Regions from separate parts of the Mus musculus genome. Here region 1 is linked to region 2. A link is a contact called in ENCODE POLR2A ChIA-PET data. All regions are on one chromosome and are shown on one strand. Each heading gives the region's core, a stretch centred on a gene start or an enhancer-like site at or near the end of the contact. The rest is flanking DNA. Distances are from core to core; before and after follow the strand shown.

Region 1 (2,965 bases), core at 45-2,544, 170 kb after region 2:
TTAAAACTCCCTAAATGCAATCCCAGAGTAAACCAAACCGTTTGCATAGGTCACTGGGCCACATGACTTGCATCCTGCTGACTTAATCCTTTAGAACTCTTCCTACAGTCAGCAGCCACACTGCTTCTGTTCTGAGCTCACCATCTGTCTTCTGCTCAGGATCTTTGAACTATTTCCATTGTCCAGCCTCTGTTTCAGGCACCTGTTACAGAGGACTTCTCTGACCACCCAGGCGAAGTCTCCTAGTCCACACCCATAGCCCTTGTTTCATAGTAATGACATGAATCCAACAACTCTACATCATTTATTTGTCTGCTTTCTCCACACAACCACACAAGCCCCAGGAGAGAAAGGCCTAGCCTAGATGAAGAAATCTCTGATGCTAACCAAAGCCTTGTACGTGAATGGCTTATAGCATTCTTTGGATAAATGCTCTTTTCAAATCCTAACAATTCTGTGACGTGTAAGTGAGACAGCGGAGGTTCTGCAGGGTCAGGACTAGAGACTGGTTCCATCTGGCTATGACTGCTGCCTCTTAGCTCTTTATCTTACACACTTAATCCCCTTTCCTGGGAGGTCTGGTGAGGCTTTCAGTTGCTTTTCAGTGAAGCGGCTCTCGCCCTCCCAAATTTCGGAGGCTCATAATAGCCCTTATTCAAAAATGGATCTTTTGGGTGCTCTTTCCCCTTTTCCTGTGGCCCCCACCTCGCGCCCCCGCGCGTGAATCACTGGCAGACAGTATCCCACAGTAATAATCATAAAACTGGATGTGCTTTCTAGCCCGTAGATTCAGTAGCCTTCTCTCCGCCCCCAGCCTTGACTAAGCATCCTAGGGTCCTGTGGGGGCGAGATGGCTACTTGCGTCAAGGGCACTAGGGACTTTCAAACCCGCATCAGAGCTCAGCTAACTGCGCACAGCGGAACCTTTCTTTAGGATAGCCTCGTTTGCCCGCCGGTCGGTTTAGGAAGCAATACCTACTTAAGCGTCCCTCCCACTCCTGCCTTCCCTCCCTCCCTTCGGCTCCGTCTGCGGCGGCTGCTTTCCTCCCGCCCTAAGTTCCGGTGCTGGTGCTGCCGGCGCGGTCCGCGAACACCCACGCGCGGCTCACGGGAGCCCCGCTCGCCAGCGGACCCTTTCGATCGCCGGTGGGCGAGTGCCCGCGGTTTTCCTGCGGCGAGGAGCTAAGTGGAGGCCGTTCCAGACCCTCCGGCCCGGCGCGGGCAGGCGTGCACATCGCTCGCTATCCAGGGCGTGCGCGGGCCTCTCGAGACCCCAGCGGCGACCCGTAGCTCGGGCGCGCGCCTGTCGCAGCCCGCAGGAAGGAGGCGGCCTGAGACCCGGGGCGGCGGCCGCCATGGAGATCCCCTCGGCCCAGGGCCGGTGCCTGGGGCCTCGGGGGCGGCCCTGACCGTCCTTCTCCCCGCCCGGGCCGGGTCCCACTTGTGCCTCCGGCGGTGCTCGGCCACCTCTGCGTCTCCGCCCTCCCTGGGTCGCGCTGCTGCCTGGACACGGCGGCGGCGCCCTGTTGAATGGGCTGTGAGGGCCCGGGTCTGAAGTGCTGGTGGACGCGGCCTCCGGGGGCGCAAGGCAGCAGCAGCGGTGGCGACCAAACGGGTGTTGGAGTTGGCGGCGGCCATGGAGGGCCTGGCTGGCTATGTGTACAAGGCGGCCAGCGAGGGCAAGGTGCTCACTCTGGCTGCCTTGCTCCTTAACCGGTCAGAGAGCGATATCCGCTACCTGCTGGGCTATGTCAGTCAGCAGGGAGGACAGCGCTCCACACCCCTCATCATCGCAGCCCGCAATGGGCACGCCAAGGTGGTGCGCTTGCTGTTAGAACACTACCGTGTGCAGACCCAGCAGACCGGCACCGTCCGCTTCGACGGGTAGGTACATCCCAACTCCATCCTCCCTCCGACGCGCGCGGGCCTCCCAAGCCCTGGATCCTCTCATCCTTCATTAACCCTGTTTTCATGTGTGGACTCAGTTCTTTTTCATATCCCTTCACCCCCATTGATGCCCACCTCGTCTCCCAGAGCTATGCTTTGCTGCCTTTTCTTATCGACTCCTACCCTTTTCCCCCTGTAGGTGGTAGCCACACCCTGGGTCTTGAGATCTATAGTCTTCATTAGTCAGCGAACACGCACTGTCGGAGTGGTGGCTGCCCATCTAGGTTTTTGTATCTTTATATCAGCACTGGCGTAGTAACCTAGATCGGAAATTAACGAGATCAACAATTAAAATTGAGGACCTTTTGATGCTTCATTTAACCTCTCCATATCCCTTCTCCTCCCGCTCCCCCCCTCCCGTGGTCGGATCGAGCCTCAAGCAGGTCGTGGGACTATCTGTTAAAATAAGCCCCTAGAATCTTGTCATGCAGCTGGGCATCTCTAGGCACGGTTCTGACTCTCCCACAATGCTGGCCAATATTTTTGGCTGTACAGGTGGCTCTGGGCCTGGCGTAGAAGTTACGCCATTGCTAAATTACATGTATAGGGTGATACAGTGGGAAGGTTTCACAAACACTTAACATTGTTCAAAAATTTACTATTTACTATTATTCTAATATTTTTTTTCATTTGAGGTTAATTGTACATATTTTTGGGGGGCGGAGGAAGATAACAGAGTCGTCACGTTTGATACCTTTTTTTTTTTTCCTGTGCTGAACGATTGCGGAATGATTGGCATAATATAGCTGTATTCAGTTTGCTTTGTTTACATTGGTTTTTGTTGACCTGTAAATGAATAAGCTATTACTAGTTTAGCATTTTCTTTTGCAGTAGGTGGAATCTACGTATAGAAATGCAATTTAGTTTTGGTTAGTAAAAACTGCCTGACCAAAAAAGCCTGTTTGGAAGCATTCTTATATTCTCTAGCCCCTCCCTCCCTCCCTCCCTCCCTCCCTTCTTCTTTGCTACTTCTGGTCTCCAAAACCAGGTCTTGCTGCATAGCCCAGGCTGACCTGGA
Region 2 (3,061 bases), core at 381-2,880:
CTTGGCTATCTTAGAACAAGTTCTGTAGACCAGGCTGACCTCGAACTCACAGAGATCTGCCTCGTCTTTATAGCAAATTCCAGGGCTGAATAGTGAGACTCAGGAGAGAAAAAGGGTGGAGGGCGGAAAGGAGGGAGAGAGACGAGGAGAGAGGAATAGGGGTGGGGGTGGGGAAGCTACCTAGTAAAGAGACAGGAATGGAATGTTGGGACAGTGGCAGTGATGTGGAGGAAAGTTCAAGAACTCTGTTTCCAGAGAAAGCAATCACATCAACTGTTAGCAGTTCCCTCTAGGCAATTGAGGTAAGCCCTGGGAACTGAGAGTGGGCTTCGAAAAGGTGTAGATGAGAGCTCAAGATAGGGCAGGCAGTGGAGCTGCCTCAGGATAGGTTTGGAGGTAATGCCACTGAAGAAATGGGAACAAGTACTTGTAGAAAAATGAAGTCTTGTTTGTGAATTTATTCAGTGAAGAAAGCGGAGAAATAGAGTACCCATTGAAGGTAATTTTGGATCCAGAGGAAGCATAAATTTAAGTAAGGAATTTTGGTTATGTTTATATGCTGATGAAAATGATTCCTTGAAGAAAGGGGGTTGGAACTATAAAGATACTGGAGTAAAACATGTGGGCATGTGGGAGTGAAATAATCCAGGTCACTGGTCAGGACCTGGCCTTCTTGAATTCAGAGTAACCCAAATGTTAAGAGGATTTTGATAGTAAAAAGTTGATCAGTTAAAAAAGGCTGGGGTTTTGAAGGAAGCTTTTAGTAGATAGGAGTAAGTCTAAATATCAATGTAGGTGAAGAAAACCCTTCTGGGATTAAGCACACCCCACCCCCCCCAATCCATTTTTCTCTTGGTGAGCCTTTTAATCTCTATGCTGTTCATCACCATTAGTAATTATATCTTAATAGTTCACAGATCTGTACCCCATGAGCGACAGGTCAGGGATCTTCTCTAATTTCTGACTACCCAGGGTGACGCGATGAATAAATGTCTTCAGAATTTGCCTTAGCTACTACTGTTAAATGCTGTTTAGGAGAGTCCCTTTTTCCCCTCAGAGCTTTTATTTCGGAAAAGATACCATGGGAATGATATATATATATATATATATATTTTTTTTTTTTTTTCTTTTTTGGCCTAACTGCCTCATCATGAGGATCTGCGTAAACCCAGAAACGCTTCGTCAAATTCTCCTTAGACAAAACTGACTAATTGGCTAGTTGTGATCGACCGGCAGCTGGGTAGGGTACAGGTGCAGAACGCATCTTGCGCATGGGGGCGCGCCGTGGCTTCAGTCAACTGGGGCTCAGAGGGCAGCCGAAGGATGAGACTGAGGCCAACACCTCCCCAGATGTGGCCTCTTCCCTGGGCGCTACTGGCTCGGCCAGTGTGGGGGCGGGGAGGCCGAGGGGGTAGTAACTGTCAAACTCCCGCTTGGCGCCATTATTTAAATAGTGCGTGTGGGTCTCGCAGCTGTGCGTGCCCGGGGCGGGGCAGCGAGCTCCTGGAGTGGGGCGGAGGCCAGGGGCGGAGCGGGAAGGCTGAGGGGCGGGGTGGAGGCGGAGTCAAGTCCGCTAGAGGGGAGGTTCCAGCGCGGCCCCCGGCGAGCTTCATTGCGCTTGCGCTGACAGACGCAAGATGGCGGACAGTGCGGAACTAAAGGTAAAGCGCAGCTCGAATTCACTTCTAATATTCGGCCGCGGAGACGGCGCCGCGGCTGCCGGGGGGATGGGTCGGACCCTGGGGGGCCCGCTCGGGCCGGGCTCCACCCGAGTCTGGAGTTGTAGGCGGGAGAGGCGCTCCGGGCCTTAGTGGAGGGGGCCTGGCTGCGGCGGGCCGTGGGCCCCGGGTGCCTCGGGGGCGCTGACGGGTCGTCCCCGGCGTGTTATTGTTGTGGGCGCCTCTGGCGGGGGTGGCGGGGCGAAGAGAGAGTGAGTCGGGACGTGGCGGCAGCGGCGGTCCCCGGGGCCTGGGTGCCTTACCTTGCAGCCCGCCTCCCCCCCCCCCCCCCATGGGCAGCCAGGGGGTGGGGGGGTGTAGGCTGCTCTGGGAAGAGGGGGATCGGGAAAACTGCCCCGCTGCCGCTTCCTCTTCCTCTTTCGCCGTCCCGGGCTCCTGTCAGGCGCAGCGCTCGGACCCCCGGGAACTTGGCTCCGGCCGCCCCGCCCCTCCGCGGCGCCCAGGCGCCCCCGCCTCGCTTGCCGCCGCTGCCCGCCCGCCTGTCAATGGGTGCCCGGCCAGAGGGAATGCGCGATCCCGGGGCAATCGGCTAGGGAATACGAGGGAGAAGCTCTTGGAAAGTTTAGCGAGCCCGGAGCCGGCGTTGGGGGTTCGGCTAAAGGGTTGCAGGGGGAGTCTGCCCGGGCGGGACGTTACTGTTTCTCTCTTGATTTCGGGCCACCGGGGAGGGTGTGTGTGTGGTGGTGGGGAGCAACCCATTGAAAGAGTGTGCTTTTGGGAGCGGTGGTGGGGATGCAGCCACCTCTCTGCACTCTTGCTGTCTCTGGTGTGGCAGATGAGAGCAGCCTTGGGGGTCTCTAAACACACCATGATGGCGATGCTATAGCTGATGGAGGTGAATGGTTCGTGTTTATATCCCCCGTTGCCTTTTGTTTGTTAGGGACATCTTGCTGGCCATGTTGATTTAAACGAAATTCTCCTCCCACCCACCCCCCATCCCACCCCAACCTCCAATAAATAGAACGTTCCATCGTTCCTCTCAACTGTACCAATTACTCATGCCTCGCGAAATTAGATGAAAGGGTGCCCCCTTTCCCCCGCTTTTTCTCCCACCCCAATCTTTACCTGATGATGGCTCCTTTACTGAAGCACATATACCACTACACAAGCAGTTGGGGGAGGGCTGGTGGAACCCTTATGATTGGATTGTGACAAATGGGTCTCTGCTTGAATAATTCTGGTTTAGTAGCAGGCAGGCAGTTCTTAACTAACGCATATTATTTAGAGGCTCTGAACATGGTATTCCCTTCTCTGGCTTCCTGTGTGCGAACCAAACAGCTGGTTATAGCACATCTCTGTCAGAGTGGAGATTGGGCTATGCA

The links. ChIA-PET counts read pairs that join two places held with the same protein, here RNA polymerase II (POLR2A).
Region 1: POLR2A ChIA-PET joins it to region 2 with 11 read pairs in embryonic stem cell. The contact joins the promoter of Fem1b here to the promoter of Pias1 in region 2. POLR2A ChIA-PET finds 5 or more read pairs at or near these places in 4 of 5 experiments (Patski and embryonic stem cell).

What each region holds. Positions count from the first base shown.
Region 1 is chr9:62,809,977-62,812,941 of GRCm38, reverse strand. It overlaps Fem1b (fem 1 homolog b), which reads left to right and starts at 1,294. Exons shown (of 2, transcript NM_010193.4): 1 at 1,294-1,884. The coding sequence starts at 1,637.
Region 2 is chr9:62,979,448-62,982,508 of GRCm38, reverse strand. Pias1 (protein inhibitor of activated STAT 1) reads left to right here and starts at 1,630. Exons shown (of 14, transcript NM_019663.3): 1 at 1,630-1,661. The coding sequence starts at 1,638. It overlaps Gm35574 (a long non-coding RNA gene), which reads right to left and starts at 1,995. Exons shown (of 6, transcript XR_379535.2): 1 at 1,982-1,995.